Linked DNA regions of Homo sapiens: region 2 is linked to region 1. A link is a loop called in an ENCODE intact Hi-C map of the cell type or tissue named here. Cell type or tissue: PC-9. All regions are shown on one strand.

What was found. A loop is a pair of places that touch in the nucleus more often than their neighbours do. Peaks named below come from ENCODE experiments on the same cell type or tissue, not always from the same donor. Only the 100,000 strongest peaks of a DNase experiment are listed, where the experiment ranks them.
Region 2: a loop joins it to region 1, with 4 times the contacts of the local background. A loop is called at or near these places in 8 of 110 quality-filtered maps.

What each region holds. Positions count from the first base shown.
Region 1 is chr13:24,305,239-24,309,238 of GRCh38, reverse strand. It overlaps SPATA13 (spermatogenesis associated 13), which reads right to left. Exons shown (of 13, transcript NM_001166271.3): 13 at 2,170-4,000. It also overlaps a transcript of C1QTNF9 not described here. Among named protein-coding and RNA genes, the nearest start is that of C1QTNF9, 2.3 kb to the left of the region's middle. In PC-9, no CTCF peak of the experiment used is centred here; DNase peaks (open chromatin) are centred at 1,738 and 2,428; H3K27ac peaks cover 586 bases.
Region 2 is chr13:24,562,779-24,566,778 of GRCh38, reverse strand. It overlaps LOC101927375 (ankyrin repeat domain-containing protein 26-like), which reads right to left. Exons shown (of 11, transcript XM_011535334.3): 7 at 2,539-2,796. The coding sequence ends at 2,636. Among named protein-coding and RNA genes, the nearest start is that of PARP4, 52 kb to the right of the region's middle. In PC-9, no CTCF peak of the experiment used is centred here; no DNase peak of the experiment used is centred here.

The DNA of each region.
Region 1 (4,000 bases):
ACATATGTATACATGAGCCATGTTGGTGTGCTGCACCCATTAACTCCTTTCTTTTTCAAAGTGATGTTCATGCCTTTGCTTCAGTGCTTCTCCCTGACCTTGGGGTAATTACGGGCAACAGGACAAAACTGAAGGCTGCTAACTGTTAAGTGGCTGGGTCTCATTTGGATCCCGGACCATTAGAATTCCTACCGCTTAATTAGATTTTCAGATGGGTGTGTCGTAATGCCTTACGAGTTTAGGCATTTGTGTAGGTAAGGATTCAGTGTCCATTCCCCTCTCACAATCACACACTCCACCTACCACGGAGAACGCGGTGCAACCATTTGTTCAATGCCAGTAATCATGGACTCACTTTCCTCGTGTCTAGTAGTAACATTTATCTAAAACTTACAGTAGCTTCCAGAGGACAGAGGAGCCCAGCCCGGTTTCCCGAGATGCCGCAGTGCACGCAGCAGGAGCAGAGGCCACGCACAGAGCAGGAGGCCACGCAAAGAGCAGGAGCAGAGGCCGGGTGTACGGGTGGGTGCGGGGCTCACCCCAGCTCGGCGGCGAGGCCACGCACAGAGCAGGAGCCCACGCACAGAGCAGGGGCAGAGGCCGAGTGTACGGGTGGGTGCGGGGCTCGCCCCAGCTCGGCGGCGCCGACTCCCTCTCCCGCCTTACTCGCCCCCGTGCCTCAATTTCCCCGTCAGTGCAGCGGACATGACAATGCCGTGGTCCCAGGTGGGCGGCGGGATCTAATTAGTCGGTGTAAAATGAGTGAGATCTGGCTTCTCCCCGGCACCCCGCAGCCTGCCCCCACTCTTGGTGGCTAAACGCAAGGAGCCCCTGAGTCCCAGCTCCGCTGGGGGCTCTCAGCAGTTCTGGCCGGGCTCCCTCTTGCTCGCGTGGCTGGTCTCTGACCCCTGCACCGCAGGCGGCCCCGACGGAACGCGCGACGGGTCCCCGACCTCCTGCTGGGGACACCCGTCTCGCTGCCCGGCCCTTCCCCGCTTCCCGCGCCTCTGCGCCCCGGAGAGCTCTGAGACAGGACCACCTGGGCAGCCTGCCGGCCTGGACCTCTGCCTCAGAGCCAGCGACGGAAGCACAGCCTCGGGCCTCCACCGGCCACGCGCTCCCCATTCCGGGCTCTCCCACGTCTGCACACTCCAGCCCAGCCACGCGGAGAGGCTTCCAGAACCTGCCCTGCGGCCCCGCTTTGCTGACACCCCACTCACTCCGTGGGTTCTTCCTCCCGCCAGGACCCTGCCGGGGCCTGGGGTCCGTGGGAAGCCGGCTCAGGAATCAGGATCCTGGCCTCCTGCTTACAGGGAAAAGGGCTCCATCCTCCTGGTGTTTCCCGACTGCAGCGCCTCCAGCCTCCGGGGCTGCTGCGGCCCAGGTTCAGCTGGGTTCACTCCAGCTTTGCTGGTCTCGCCAGTGCAGAGTAGGGGCGCGCTTATGACCTAACGGTCATCTCCCCACAACTCTCCTGGAAGAAAATGCCACCCCCATCTCTTTCACTGTGTCCTATACATGGAGCCACTATGCTCTGCCCTATGGGTTCTGGGGCTCGCCCCCTCCCCACCCTAGCGACCGCCCTTCCCCAGTGCAGCCCAAGGTTGGGAGGAGCAGATCACTTTGGGAAGCAGGTGGATATTAAGAGTAAACAAAAAGTGGGCAGTAGCCACTTGGCAGCCTTCATAGGAATCCTTTTCTGATTACAGCCACAGCAAACAATGGGCTGTTGACTTAGCTCTTCTGAGCTGTTGGAGAAGGAAATTCTAATCTACCCACCCGCAAAGGGCGAGTGAGCAGGGCCACTAGCACAGCTCCTGTGGCAGGGCCTAGCCTTCAGGGGCAGTCAGAGGGCACAGTCTGTTGTTCTGTCTCCTCTCCATGATCCCTAGCAAAAGCGGCCCCGCCCCACTGCTCCCTTCCGCATCCCTCTTACTCCAACCACTGACGTTTCTCAAGCCAGGGTGCCCTCCGAGGTTGCCCTCGGAGCCCCCCTTCTCCCACGCCTACCCAGTGGTTACATGGAGCTCCTGAATGGATGAGTTGTTGCCACTGAGAAGTCTAGGGACATCAGGGCAGCAGAGGAGCTACAAATCCCAGAAGCCCCCGCACCCAGCTCTCCACTTCCTCCTTTTAAAGGCTGCTACTCAAATGCATCATCAGAACGAGTTTGGCAAATGAATTTTAATATACAAAACAACAAATATAGATTCACAGCATTTAAAAAAATCATTCAAATAACATTGTAAATAATTTTTTTTTACAAAAAACTTCAACAAAAATACATATCAAGTTACATCAATCTTGTACACTATACTTTGGCTGTCAACAGCAAATTCCTCAGTTCAGAAGTCCCATTCTTTGACCTATACAGATGACACATCATCTTGAAGTTAATGAGCTAAAATGTTGCCCAAAGCCTTGCAAAGTAGGTTAGCGAGTCATACAGAATGGACACTAATATTTACAAAAAAAGATTAGAAAGATTAAAAGTATTTTCTAAATATAAAATGTCAGTGCCTGTGAGATAACTAAAGGCAACAATGTAAAGTATGTTGTAGCTAAGTAAACTTGTATCAAATATTTAAGCTTTTGCTTTTTTTTTCAAGATCAGTCATGTTCCACTTATTTTTCCAAAGCCTTTTGAAATCCACTTTCATTGCATCCTGAAAACAATGAGACTTTAATAGAACAATTTGCAGATTAGGTTATTATGGGAAAGCTGGGTCTGCTAGTAGTTTCACCTAGTTGACTTGGGTCCTCCATTTCTGGCCTGTGAGCTGGTGAAAGGACATTTATTCATACTTCTTGACACTCCTTTGAGGGACAATTCTAAGTTTCTTCTCTCCCTGACAAGTAATAGTGCAGAAATACTCCCCCTAACTCCAGGTAATTATGCTGTTCTATTCTGACTGGGACACCAAGTTGATCTGCATGAAGGAGTATCAGCAATTTGGCTTGCAGAGATTTCCACCTGATAAAATGCTGGTTCAGCTGGCTTTTACAAAATACTTATATTGTGAACCAAATTTTGAATTAAATGCACTTTGCTTTATGTCTAGATAACAGTCATGTAGGATGGGGGGATTTTCTGAATAAGAATGGCATCGGTTTTCATCTAGGCTAGGTATAAAAAGGCACAATATTCAGAAATAGTGTTTGATGGTGGTGAAATGTTTTCAACTACAAAATCAGATCTACAGTGGGAAACAAAAATCAGATCTAATGAAAAGAAACCATGTGGCTGGTATCCCAGGGAAGCTCCAGCATACTACTGCTGCCCTCTTTCTAGTCCGCAGGCCAAAGACAAAGAAATCTACTGCTCCAGGATTCTGCAAACATTCAATTTTATGATTTTATAATTGCTTTTAATCTACGGCAGGGTTTTTATATGTTTTAGGTATGATCACAATTGAAAAGGTTGCTTTTGACCCAAGGCTACTTCAATTATCTTCTAACAAAGTCGACCAATTCTGAAACGTGAAGAATGGAATAGGTGAAATTCATCAAAATGTTATGTCATCTTTTCTTTTCTTGGCCCATCTATAATATTATGTAAAGTAAGGTTAAAAAGAGAGAAAGGCATAGAGGCGGGAGAGAGCAAGATTCCCAATGAAATTCATACACTGTCCATGGAGGAGGCTCTCTGTTCCCTTTCTTTCCAAGTGGAACACGTGACTCAAATCAGGAAGGAAGTTTGGCAAATGGAAGATGAGAATACTTGAGCCTTCCATTCTTGAAGAACTCAGGCATGTGGTAATAAAACCCAAGCCAGACATGCAGATTTTCAAGAAGTCAAAGGATGTTCTAGCCTTTTAAAAATGTTAGCAGTTTTCAAAATCACCTGAACATCCAAGTAGGATCCACCCAGGAGAGATCTTTAATGGAGTGACCCTCACACTCTATAAAACTGACAGGGGCAACGAATTGAACCTGACTTAACAAAAACACATCCTGGTATTCATAAGTCTCTGTTAGGAAGTCCGTGGAGGTAGGTGGG
Region 2 (4,000 bases), 260 kb before region 1:
AATCAAAAAGAAAAGAGTGAATTGGGACATCATTTTCCATTAAAAATTTTGAAAAATTTCCATCACCATATACTTAATAGGAACGCTGAAAAGAAACTTCAGTCTCCCAGGCTTAATATACTACAAGTGCTTAATGCACCCAGTTTATATTGCAAGATTAGATTACCAATGAATCAGATTATATAAAATATACCACAGATTATTTTTAATGCTTTTATTCCAATAGATGAAAGACACAAGCCTAGATTCAAGCAAAGGAAAATCTAGTAATAATAACCACTGGGCCCAATTATTTTCTCCTCCCAGGTCACTGAAGTCTTAAAATAGAAATGACAGTTACCAAGTTCATATTGAAATGCATTCAAACATATAACACAAATAGCTTTAGGGAATTATGCTAAAAATAAGGTTATAGGCAATCTTCATTGTCTAAATATTATAATTCATTCATGTATTTTTATTCATCTACTCAAGCATTATTTCATCCAGGGACTACAGATAGCCCATACAAGCAATTACTGAAAGCTGGACATAACATTGCTTTCTTTAACTGCACAGTAATTGTATTTGAAAACCTCAATAAAAGTATTGCACAGTTAACTATAAAACAGAAATATTCAAAACATCTGAAATTTCATTACAGAAACTGCTTCCTAAAAACTCTTAATTTACCAACAATAGTGACGAAGAATTAACTTCAATGAAATCTCTAAGTGAAATTACTCAAGATAACGTATGAAAATTGCAATTTTCCCTTTGGTTTGATGACCATTTCCAATCACAGAAAACTGTGTAATTAGTAATAGTGAATTTAAATGTTCTACATTATTTTAGCATTTTCTTTTTTTGAGACATAGAACCTAAATAGCATGTGGTGATTCCTAGACAATCCTTAAAGCTTCTTTTGAGATAAACATGAGAGGTCTTTATCAATAAAGAATTTTGACTGTGACCTAAAAAAGAATATTGATTGTGGCCATTAAGATTGCATTCACTCAAACTCCAGTGTGGGTGACACAGTGAGAGCCTGTCTTAAAAAAATTTTCAGCCGGGTGAGGTGGCTCAAGCCGCTAAATTTTGTATTTTTAGTAGAGATGGGGTTTCACCATGTTAACCAGGCTGATCTTGAACTCCTGACCTCAGGTGATCTGCCTGCCTCAGCATCCCAAAATGCTGGGATTACAGGCGTGAGCCACCGCGCTCGGTCCAGTAGTGCCATTCTTAACAACACATTATGCCTATAATCAATGATTTCCAGAATTACTGTAACTGTTTATACTTTACCAGTGTACATCCTGTTCTCGATATCAGAAATGTTTTCCTCTACTATTCTAACCATTTCTTTTTCATCACTCACATTGCTGTGTGAAGTATTCCTTGATTCTTGCTATCTTTCCTCAGAAAAACAGGCATCTCTTTCCTTGGGGCTGCCTTAGCACTGCATTGATTTTCCTAGTGTATATTTACCACCTGAAATGTACATTCTTTCTATGCATGTCTATCCCTTTTGTCCTAAACTGTATGGGACAATCTTTCAAATCATCTTTTCTTTTGTGTCATTTTTTTTGAGACAAGGTCTTGCTCAGTAGCCCAGGCTGGAGCACAGTGGTGCGATCTCAGCTAACTACAATCTCTGCCTCCCAGACTCTAGAGATTCTCCCACCTCAGCCTCTGAGTATCTGGGACCACAGGCAGCTGCCATGCTCGGCTAATTTTGTATTTTTTCAAGAGACTGGGTTTTGCCGTGTAAAAAAGGAAATGAAACTATTGGGGTGCAAAAATATTTTATGATTTATTACTATATAGATCTGATCGTATACCTTATTAAAGACAATGAATTTAACTGGGACATAAAGTAGAACACATATTAGATGCAATTATTCAACAGATTATGTGTCCTAGTAAAATTAAAATGTATTTTCATGTTATTTTTAATGACACCACCTTCCTTCAAACTAGTATTCCTAGTAAATTGTTATTCATGAAAACAAGGTGATAAACTGTGTGAACACAGCTGAAAAGACACCATCTAGCAAATTCTCAAGGATACCCATTCATACTGGGAAAGACAATTCTATACTACATAAAGTCACAGAAGTTATTAAAAATAACTTAATTTTGGGGTTTGGAAGGTGCTTTAGGGGCAACATTTTATATAGTTACAACTGATACAAATTCAGAGCTATGGAAATAAAGCAAAGAAACCACATTGTGTTTGAGCAGGCAATCAAACATCTCCCCCCCAGTCCCAAAGTTCTGCATGTAATCCTTGGACTCACATTCAAGTTTATGTTAAATGCTAGCCTAAACAAAATTACTCGTCCATCTCATTCTCTTTCTTATTTTTATGTTGCTTTGGTTAAAGGAAGAACATAAATGCCCTGCTGATAGGTCCTCTGTTTGGTTGTAGCTTGTATAAGGGGGGTGTAAACACAATACACACTTTGCCACAAAATGATTCTTTAAAAGTTACAACTATGGTATTATGAAGCCAAGTACAGCTACACTGGGACTGAATTCTCTATGCTTCTTTATTACCTTCTTTGCTGTCTTTGTTTTCTGGTAGCTGTGACTCACACAGGTCACGGAGAGTGTGATTCCAAAATAGAAATGCAGCTGCAGTGGTCATCTTTTCTTAATCTATTAAGTTCATCTTCCCCAAGTCTGTGGATCCCAACACAGTGTTGGTCATTGGTGGAGACACAAATGGACATAGATCACCAACTTTCAAATTCTCAGATCTTTCATGAAGCTCATTACTGAAGGTCAAACTATTAAAATCCAAAGCTGAAAAAGCTGAAAGTAAAGTTTTCATTATTAGAATGTAAATCATAATACAATTTGACTAACGTGGAGAAATTCCTTCTAAAACAGAAGCAGTCCCATGTCCTCCACTCCCCCAGAAACACACCACTCCTGCATGGCTTATTGTATTCTACATGTCCTGTACTTGCCATTCACTCACATAGGTTTTATTAACGATCATCTTTGACATTTTTATTTTTTAGTGTTACTTATTTGATTCACTCAGCAATATTATATATTTTGTTTTCCATGAGAGCTTTGTTTATTAATAATATTCTTCAGTAATATGAACTTTCTTTTAATAACAAGACTTATGTTTAACCATGAGACACGTGATGTGTCATAAGATCATGGGTGCTTAATGGGCCAGAGTTATAATGGCTATTGGAATGCATGGTGGTGCATGCTTATATTTTAAATTATTCAGCTTCAGTTTCTGATATAGTAAATATCAATAGATACAATCCACTTAAACAAAAGCTCTTTGGGATATGCCATCATTTTTTAATGTTTTTATCTTTTTCTCACCACAAAACAGAGTTGAATTAAATGTGGTACTGTCATAGCATGAAATACTATAGGAAATGTAAACTCAACTAGAACTACTTCTGAAAATAGCAATGCATCTCTTTGGACAAATCAATGGGTGTGAACAAAACATATCGACTGATCTCAAAACTATAACGCTGAGTAAGCAAAAGAAAGCTGCTGAATAATATATTTATAATGTACAATCAGTTATATGATTGAAATTTTAGGACAGAAACACCAATTCTACATATGATTTATGGCCATACACATATATGGTAAAATGTATGAAAAGTGCATGACAATGACAAACACCTAATTCAGGGTGTTGGTTACTTCTATGCAATAATTATTAATTGCACAAAAAACCCTAAGCCTATAAAGTTTCAGAATCACTCTTTGAAATGAGTGTGTCTGCCAAATAGCCATGAAAAAAAGATTACTTTCCTCATTTTTGTACTCCAAGATATTCCCTGCACACACACACACACACACACACACACACACACTAATCAAAACATCCAATTTGCTTCAGATAATCAGTCTAACACTAGGATGAAGTAATTAAACTTTATACAAAATTGACATGTTAGCAAGGAAAGCTTTCCTCTAGGTAAAGATCAGAATTCCAACAAGCATTTCAAACACGGGAAAAAATTGTAGTCTC